Linked DNA regions of Homo sapiens: region 1 is linked to region 2. Evidence: chromatin contacts called from ENCODE Hi-C or POLR2A ChIA-PET data. All regions are on one chromosome and are shown on one strand. Each heading gives the region's core, a stretch centred on a gene start or an enhancer-like site at or near the end of the contact. The rest is flanking DNA. Distances are from core to core; before and after follow the strand shown.

Evidence for each region. Hi-C counts contacts between places; a loop is a spot of excess contacts on that map. ChIA-PET counts read pairs that join two places held with the same protein, here RNA polymerase II (POLR2A). Pooled maps may share reads with other maps.
Region 1: a loop to region 2 is called in a pooled map, with 2.3 times the contacts of the local background. The contact joins the promoter of PCOLCE-AS1 here to the promoter of MBLAC1 in region 2. A Hi-C loop is called at or near these places in 6 of 50 pooled maps. POLR2A ChIA-PET finds 5 or more read pairs at or near these places in 4 of 52 experiments (CD8-positive, alpha-beta memory T cell, OCI-LY7, T-cell and 1 more).

Annotation. Positions count from the first base shown.
Region 1 is chr7:100,602,457-100,606,953 of GRCh38, forward strand. PCOLCE-AS1 (PCOLCE antisense RNA 1) reads right to left here and starts at 1,582. Exons shown (of 9, transcript NR_038910.1): 1 at 1,382-1,582; 2 at 1-710. It overlaps PCOLCE (procollagen C-endopeptidase enhancer), which reads left to right. Exons shown (of 9, transcript NM_002593.4): 1 at 1-95; 2 at 974-1,082; 3 at 1,503-1,761; 4 at 2,635-2,759; 5 at 3,220-3,356; 6 at 3,960-4,174. The coding sequence starts at 1. RefSeq lists enhancers at 1,016-1,808, 3,244-3,313, 3,324-3,413 and silencers at 1,816-2,195, 2,376-2,525.
Region 2 is chr7:100,124,136-100,128,723 of GRCh38, forward strand. It overlaps MBLAC1 (metallo-beta-lactamase domain containing 1), which reads left to right and starts at 2,832. Exons shown (of 2, transcript NM_203397.3): 1 at 2,832-2,929; 2 at 3,233-4,360. The coding sequence starts at 3,261. The coding sequence ends at 4,061. CNPY4 (canopy FGF signaling regulator 4) reads left to right here. Exons shown (of 6, transcript NM_152755.2): 5 at 379-496; 6 at 590-1,373. The coding sequence ends at 753. It also overlaps a transcript of TAF6 not described here. RefSeq lists enhancers at 1,402-2,071, 2,782-2,851 and silencers at 3,052-3,171, 3,262-3,741.

The DNA of each region.
Region 1 (4,497 bases), core at 332-2,831, 480 kb after region 2:
ATGCTGCCTGCAGCCACAGCCTCCCTCCTGGGGCCCCTCCTCACTGCCTGCGCCCTGCTGCCTTTTGCCCAGGGCCAGACCCCCAACTACACCAGGTAGGTCTCTTGGCATCTTCCAGACAGCTCCAGTGAACTTCAGACCCCCGATTCCTTTGGGGTTATGCCTGGAGATATTTTGGGTTCCCTTGCTGACACACCACTCCCCAGATTCCCCACCGCCTCACCCTTCTCTGGCCCCCAAATCCTCCCCATCTGCTGCAAGACCTTGGTCTCCTGCAGGCCACCACTGCTCCCATTCCCCCACCTTCGTCCTCTGGTCTCTTAAGTCTCCCCACCCACCCAGATCCTTGACCCCCCATAGAACCCAAGAGAGAGCCAAGCTCCTGAACTTGCCTGGTAGCTGGATTCCAGGAAGGAATTCGAGAGGGATTGTAGGGGGAGGAGGGGGCAGTGAGTGGAGACTTGGGAGTCAGAATCTGAAGTAGTTTGGAACAGGGGCAGGGCTAAGGTGTGGAGCTCGCGGAGCCTGGCCTCCAGGTTCAATCAGAGGGCCATCGCCACTGCAGCTCCCTCCATCTCTCCACCCCCTCCCCCCCACCGCCTCGTGGCTGTGTCCACATCTGGAAGTAGTTAGGCGGCTCCTGTCCCTGGACTGCCAGGCAGAGTGAGGCGGGAGTCTGGAAGGGGGGCCGAGGAGGATTCCGGGAATTCCTGTTGGGGTGGGGGTGGGGACTCTTGGGGTTGGAGGGATGGTCGAGTTGCCAGGCCCACTTTTCCCTTATCTTTGTGGGAGTCTGGGACACCCCAGCCCTGTCCTGGCTGGTGGAAGCTGCCCCAGGTCTCTCAAGGCCTTTCCATTTCATCCCCCAGCTTCCCTCCTTGGAGTTTCATCCTCATCACCTCATCCCCATCTTGCCAGTGCTCCCCCGTCCCACCCGTCCCTGCTCTTTCCTGACCCCTTTTCTGTTCTCCAGACCCGTGTTCCTGTGCGGAGGGGATGTGAAGGGGGAATCAGGTTACGTGGCAAGTGAGGGGTTCCCCAACCTCTACCCCCCTAATAAGGAGTGCATCTGGACCATAACGGTGAGAAACCCCTCTGGGCACTACCCCTTGTTAAAGTCTCAGAGGCAAAAAGGCCTGACTGCGAAGGGACCCCCCCCCCGTCCCCCCCGCACCACCTTCTCAACCTGGGGCAGCTCCAAGTGTCTTCCCTCTGTCACTGAAGGCATCATTCCCACCGTAACACGCATCATCTTAACCCTTCCCTCAAATCTTCATTCTCCAGTCCCCGGCCCTCCCTCCTCTTCCAAAGCCTCAGCTCTTGTCCCCTGCACAGGCTACCAGCAGAGCTGCAGAGACCAGGCCCTCTGCTCTGCACTCACATGGAGGCCCCTTCCCATTCAGTCCGTTTCTGCAAGAAACGCTTGGGGCAGGGGAGCTGCCCTCTGGCTGGGTTGTGTGGGGCCTGACTCTGTGGGTCCCCGCCTCTGTCCCCGCTATCAGGTCCCCGAGGGCCAGACTGTGTCCCTCTCATTCCGAGTCTTCGACCTGGAGCTGCACCCCGCCTGCCGCTACGATGCTCTGGAGGTCTTCGCTGGGTCTGGGACTTCCGGCCAGCGGCTCGGACGCTTTTGTGGGACCTTCCGGCCTGCGCCCCTAGTCGCCCCCGGCAACCAGGTGACCCTGAGGATGACGACGGATGAGGGCACAGGAGGACGAGGCTTCCTGCTCTGGTACAGCGGGCGGGCCACCTCGGGCACTGGTGAGAACTCCCTCACCTCCGCCTTCCCCCCCTCCAGGCCCCGCCCCGGCCGCAGCCCCGCCCCCAGCCCTAACCTCCGCCCCGCCCACCCCGCGCCCCAGTGCCTAGGGCCCCCTACCTCCCTGACCCATTTTCCTCACTAACCGCCCCTTCAGTCCCTCCTCCCCGTCTTCTCTCCCCTCCTCCCGCACCCACCCATCCCTCTTCCAGGGCCCCCCCCAGGCGCGAGGCGGAAATGGGTCACCGACCCGCGGGTGGAATGGGCGGCCTGGGGTTACTGGGACGGTGAGTAACTGCCGGCCCCCGTCCGCAATCGGGCTCCCTCCGTCGGGCGCGAGGGGGCACCCCAGGGCTGGGGGGACTAGGTTCCTCCAACCCCGGGGGGCCCCTACACCCAGCCCTGGGCTCCCGATTGCGGTCCCATCACCCCCTCCTGGCGGCAGAAGTCTCCCTTGCAATGTTTCAGGCGGGGACCTCCCTAAAGGGGTCCTCGGGGGCTGTGCCCCAAGTCGAGGACACCCTCTCCAGCCTGAAAGGGGACTCTGCTGCAGGGCCGGGGAGATGGGATCTCCTAGGGGAAGAGGCGCGGTGCGGCCGCGGGTCGGGGAGGGGCCAGAAGGGGGCGTCCAGCCAGTTCCTCCTCCCGCTTCCACCGCCCGCCAGTGCGCCCTGCGGCCCCAGACTTCCCCGAGCCGCGCTCCTCCCGGCCGCTCTCTGTTAACCTGCCCCCATCTTACCTCCCCTTCTTCTCGTCCCCTCATCCTGAGCCCCAGACATCCGAGCTGCCTGCCGGGGCTCCCAGCCTAGAGTTCTCCTGAAGCTGACCGAGGGTCTCCACCGCCCCCCACCCCCGCTCCTCTCTCCCCTCCCCAGAGCACCAATTTTGCGGGGGGCGGCTGGAGAAGGCCCAGGGAACCCTGACCACGCCCAACTGGCCCGAGTCCGATTACCCCCCGGGCATCAGCTGTTCCTGGCACATCATCGCGCCCCCGGACCAGGTACCGACCCTCCTCCCCGGGCTGCCCTAGGGGACCCAGGCGGCGCCCTCCAGCTTGCAGCCAGCAGAGATTTATTGAAGATCTGCTGTGTCCCGAGCACTGCGCTTGCGCTGGTGGGCACCCAAAACAGCCCCAACCCCTGCATGCACGCAAACAAAAATGTAAAAATTACAACTGAGACAAGTCTCAGGAGAGCGAGGTACAGGGTCCTGGTATAACACGCGGGCCTGTCACTTGTGAGTGCGCCAGGACTTGACCTTGCCAACCACGACGACCGACACCCCTGCAGGGTCCCATGGGTGTGTGTGGTCCTCCGTGCTGTGGTGTGAACGCCTTCAGGAGGGGGGCCCAGAGGACGCGGGAGGTGGGAGTGGGAGCTGCTGCAGGCACCCAGTAGGAGATGAGGTGCAGGCGCCCAGGGGTGTCCCGCCGCGCAGTCCCCGCCTCCGCCCGCCGCCAGGTCATCGCGCTGACCTTCGAGAAGTTTGACCTGGAGCCGGACACCTACTGCCGCTATGACTCGGTCAGCGTGTTCAACGGAGCCGTGAGCGACGACTCCCGGAGGCTGGGGAAGTTCTGCGGCGACGCAGTCCCGGGGTGAGGGGCGGGACCTGGGCGAGTCCGGGAGAGAGTCGGCGGACCGCACGCACGCGGCTGTTTGGAGGGGCGGGGTTCAGCTAAAGGGACGGGATCTGAACCCCAGGGCTCCAAACCGGCGAGGGGAGCAGGTTGGAGGCCAGGCAAAGAGGAGATTTGGCCCCGGGTCTGGGGTCCGCGGATAGAGAGGCGACTGGGGCTCTGCGAAGTTGGGACGAAGTTAAAAGGCCACCTGGCCAGGGGTAGTGGCTCATGCCTGTAATCATAGCACTTTGGGAGGCTGAAGCGGGAGGATCACCTGAGCTTAGGAATTCGAGACCAGCCTGGGCAACATGGCGCAACCTTGTCTGTACCAAAAATACAAAATAATTAGCTGGGCATGGTGGCGTGCCTGTAGTCCCAGCAACTTGCGGGGCTGAGGCAGGAGGATTACTTGAACCCAGAAGGTCAAGGCTGCAGTAAGCCTAGATGGAGCCACTGCACTCAAGCCTGGGAGACAAAGTGAGACCCTGTCTCAAACAAACAAAAAAGGTCATGGGGCTGAGAAGAGTGTGGTGCACGCCCGCCCTGACACTTCCCCCAATGCTCGGTGGCCACCTGCAGCTCCATCTCCTCCGAAGGGAATGAACTCCTCGTCCAGTTCGTCTCAGATCTCAGTGTCACCGCTGATGGCTTCTCAGCCTCCTACAAGACCCTGCCGCGGGGCACTGCCAAAGAAGGGCAAGGGCCCGGCCCCAAACGGGGAACTGAGCCTAAAGTCAAGCTGCCCCCCAAGTCCCAACCTCCGGAGAAAACAGAGGAATCTCCTTCAGCCCCTGGTGAGTCTGGGATAGGGGAGGAAGGGGAAACAGACTGAAGGGGGCCATTTCAAAAAGTTCTGACCTGGGCTGTGGCTCACACCTGTAATCCCAGCATTTTGGGAGGTCCAGACAGCAGGATCGCTTAAGCCTAGGAGTTTACCATAGCAAGACCCTGTCTTTTCAAAAATAAAAAATTAGGCTGGGCTGGTGGCTCACGCCTGTAATCCCAGCACTTTGGGAGGCCAAGGCAGGCAGATCACCTGAGGTCAGGAGTTCAAGACCACCCCGGCTAACATGGCAACACCACATCTCTACTAAAAATACAAAAATTAGCCAGGTGT
Region 2 (4,588 bases), core at 1,582-4,081:
CAAAAAAAAAAAAAAGTAACAATGGTTGCTAATGATATCCACCATCACTTATTGAGCACCTACTGTGTCCCAGACTCTGGACCAGATACTTTGCATCTGTAGCCTCATTTTACCCTTAACAGCCTGATGTGGTAGGTGCAATTACCATACATATTTTACAGGCAAGGAGCTGAGACTCAAGAGTTTAATAATCTACTTGGCAGAATAGGTGCTGGTAAATGTTTGTTGAATGAATGAGGATTGCACATCTAGTAGGCCAAACTTAGCTTCCTGGCTACCTGCCTCTCCAAAATCAGTCAGGTTGAGCAGGGAGAGAAGACAGGCGGGATCCCAAATCCCTCCAGAGCAGATACTCTTCTGGCCCTTCTACTTGACCAGTGTGAGACCATGTTGGAGGAGTTTGAAGACATTGTGGGAGACTGGTACTTCCACCATCAGGAGCAGCCCCTACAAAATTTTCTCTGTGAAGGTCATGTGCTCCCAGCTGCTGAAACTGGTAAGCGTAAGGGTTGAACTCCTCTCCTGCCAAGCCATAGCCTCCCCTGCCTCCAGGACTAATATCTAAATTGTTTTCTGTCATCCGATCTAGCATGTCTACAGGAAACTTGGACTGGAAAGGAGATCACAGATGGGGAAGAGAAAACAGAAGGGGAGGAAGAGCAGGAGGAGGAGGAGGAAGAGGAGGAAGAGGAAGGGGGAGACAAGATGACCAAGACAGGAAGCCACCCCAAACTTGACCGAGAAGATCTTTGACCCTTGCCTTTGAGCCCCCAGGAGGGGAAGGGATCATGGAGAGCCCTCTAAAGCCTGCACTCTCCCTGCTCCACAGCTTTCAGGGTGTGTTTATGAGTGACTCCACCCAAGCTTGTAGCTGTTCTCTCCCATCTAACCTCAGGCAAGATCCTGGTGAAACAGCATGACATGGCTTCTGGGGTGGAGGGTGGGGGTGGAGGTCCTGCTCCTAGAGATGAACTCTATCCAGCCCCTTAATTGGCAGGTGTATGTGCTGACAGTACTGAAAGCTTTCCTCTTTAACTGATCCCACCCCCACCCAAAAGTCAGCAGTGGCACTGGAGCTGTGGGCTTTGGGGAAGTCACTTAGCTCCTTAAGGTCTGTTTTTAGACCCTTCCAAGGAAGAGGCCAGAACGGACATTCTCTGCGATCTATATACATTGCCTGTATCCAGGAGGCTACACACCAGCAAACCGTGAAGGAGAATGGGACACTGGGTCATGGCCTGGAGTTGCTGATAATTTAGGTGGGATAGATACTTGGTCTACTTAAGCTCAATGTAACCCAGAGCCCACCATATAGTTTTATAGGTGCTCAATTTTCTATATCGCTATTAAACTTTTTTCTTTTTTTCTAAAAACTAGCTGGGCCCAAAGTTTCAAACAACAGCCGGGCACACATAGCTAGCTGGTCGATGAGGCAGCACCCAGAATGGCCGCTGTCTTGTTAAGCTCAAGCTCCAGCCTGAGCAACATAGTGAAACCCCAATTCTACACACACACACACACACAAAGAAGACTGCAGGGCTGGTGGTGCAGCGCCTGTAGTCCCAGTTACTGCAGAGGTGGAGATGGGAGGATCACTTGAGTCCAAAAGGTCAAGACCAGCCTGGAGGCTGGGCGCAGTGACTCACACCTGTAATCCTAGCACTTTGGGAGGCCGAGGCAGGCGGATCACCTGAGTGTAGGAGTTCGAGAGCAGCCTGGCCAACATGGAGAAACCTCGTCTCTACCAAAAATACAAAAATTAGCCGGGCGGCTGGGCGCGGTGACTCACGCCTGTAATCCCAGCACTTTGGGAGGCCAAGGCGGGTGGATAACAAGATTAGGAGATCGAGACCATCCTGGCTAATACGGTGAAAGCCCGTCTCTACTAAAAATACAAAAAATTAGCCGGGTGTGGTGGCAGGCGCCTGCAGTCCCAGCTACTCGGGAGGCTGAGGCAGAAGAATGGCGGGAACCCGGGAGGCGGAGCTGGCAGTGAGCCAAGATCGTGCCACTGCACTCCAGCCTGGGTGATAGAGCGAGACTCCGTCTCAAAAAAAAAAGCCACGCATGGTGGTGGGCGCCTGTAATCCCAGTTACTCGGGAGGCTGAGACAGGAGAATCGCTTGAACCCAGGAGGCGGAGGTTGCAGTGAGCTGAGATCACGCCACTGCACTCTAGCCTGGGCGACAGAACAAGACTCCGTCTCAAAAAAAACCAAAAAAAATTTAGAGGGGCGTGCACGCCTGTATTCCCAGCACTCCAGGAGGCTGAAGCAGGAGGATCGCTAGAACCAGGGGTTCAAGACTGGGGCGAGCTATGATGGTGCCCCTGCACTCTAGCCTGGGCGACAGGGCGAGACTGTCTCAAAAGAAAAAAAGACCAGGCGCGGTGGCTCACACCTGTAATCCTAGCACTTCAGGAGACCAAGACTGGAGGATCGCTGGAGCCCAGGAGTTCCAGACCAGTCCTGGCAACAGAACTAGACCGTGTCTCCAAAAAAAAAGAGAAAGAAAAAATAGAAACCTTAGCTGGGCTTGGTGGTGCGCATCTGTGGTCCCAGATACTCGGGACGCTGAGGCGGGAGGATCACATGAGCCCAGGAGGTTGAGGCTGCAGTGAGGTATGATCGCGCCACTGCACTCCTGCCTGGGCAACTGAGCATGAACCCTCCTCAAAGCTAATGGCGCTTCAAAATTCTGCAGTGCAAAGAAGTTGCTGGGGTTGCGGAGCGGAGAACCGCCAGGAGGCTGGAGCCCAGCCAGGCAGCCTCCTCGGGCACACGGTGAAGGCGCCGGAACTACAGCTACCTCCGCGGCGCCGCTTCGGCCGCCATATCTGGGTACACGGGAACCGCAGAGGACAAACTCTCACCCGCGTTTTCGATTTCTGCGCTTTCTTCGAGTGAGGCAAGACCTAGCAGAGGCCCAAGGTAGAGCGCGGCTAGGATTCGATGGAGGGAAACATAAAGGATAGCCTTTGGAGGGTGACGGGCAAGGACGTACGTACCGCGAACGGAATGGGGCGGGGGCCGAGGACGCCGAGGGAGGGGCGGGCCCAAGTGTGAAGGGAGTCTGGGCGATACCATTTTGGGCAGGGGTTGAGGGTGATACCAACTTAATGGGAGGCGGGTGGCAGAGAACCGAGGCTTAGGGGCAGTGGCGGGGCCGAGCGCGGGTGGGGGATCGCGGAGGGACAGGACGGTCGCCCACTGCTCCATTTCCTTTCTCCCCAGCCCGTCCCTCCCTGCCAGGAGCAGCCTCATGCGGACCGAGCCGCTGTGCGGGGCATCCCCTCTGCTGGTGCCCGGCGACCCCTACTCTGTGGTGGTTCTGCTGCAGGGCTACGCGGAGCCAGAGGGTGTGGGCGATGCCGTGCGCGCCGACGGCTCCGTGACCCTGGTCCTACCCCAGACCCGGGGCCCGGCCTCCAGCCACCGAGAGTCCCCGCGCGGGAGTGGCGGCGCAGAGGCCGCCCTGGAGGAGGCGGCCCGTGGCCCCATCCTGGTGGACACCGGGGGCCCCTGGGCTCGGGAGGCGCTGCTGGGGGCGCTGGCGGGGCAGGGCGTGGCCCCGGGAGACGTGACGCTAGTGGTGGGGACCCACGGGCACTCGGATCACATCGGGAACTTGGGGCTGTTCCCAGGCGCGGCTCTGCTGGTCTCGCACGACTTCTGCCTTCCCGGAGGCCGCTACCTGCCCCACGGGCTGGGTGAGGGGCAGCCCCTGCGCCTGGGCCCGGGGCTCGAGGTGTGGGCCACGCCGGGCCACGGGGGCCAGCGCGACGTGAGCGTGGTGGTGGCCGGCACGGCTCTGGGCACCGTGGTGGTGGCGGGAGATGTGTTTGAGCGAGATGGGGACGAGGATTCGTGGCAGGCACTGAGTGAAGACCCCGCAGCCCAGGAGCGGAGCCGGAAGAGGGTCCTGGTCGTTGCCGACGTGGTCGTACCTGGTCACGGGCCCCCCTTTCGAGTGTTAAGGGAAGCCTCGCAGCCCGAGACGGAGGGTGGAGGGAACAGCCAGCAGGAGCCGGTGGTCGGAGACGAGGAGCCCGCCCTGCACTAATCAGCCTCGAGAGGGACTGCACTCTTGTCAGGGAAGCCCTAACAGCGAAGAGCTGCTGGAGACAGAGTCAGAGCAGTCAAGGGTGGGAGCTTCCAGCCCTTCCAGGAGGCCAGTTTTCTAGTGAAGACAGAGTGCACCTGACACTGCCATCACATCGTCAGTATCACTGCCTGTCTCTGCCACCAAACTAAGATCAAAGGAGGGGCTCAGCTCCCTGTGCATTCTCCCTGGGCCTCAGTAAAATGGGAGAAGGTTCGTGGGAGGGGCCTCCAAAATAAAAATGGAAACTGCATTGAAAATCATAGTGCCCTAGTGTAAATGTGAAGCATTGACAATGATAATCGTGCAAACATGGTAATCTACAACTACAGCAGAGGCATACTTTGGCCAATTGCCCCTTTCTTATAGGATGGAGGTTGCTGAGAGAAGGTACAGGGCATAAAGATGACCCCTTAGTCACCTGACTTATGTATTTGTTCATATTTTTTTGTCACACAGGCTAGAGTGCAGTTGTGCAGTCATAGCTC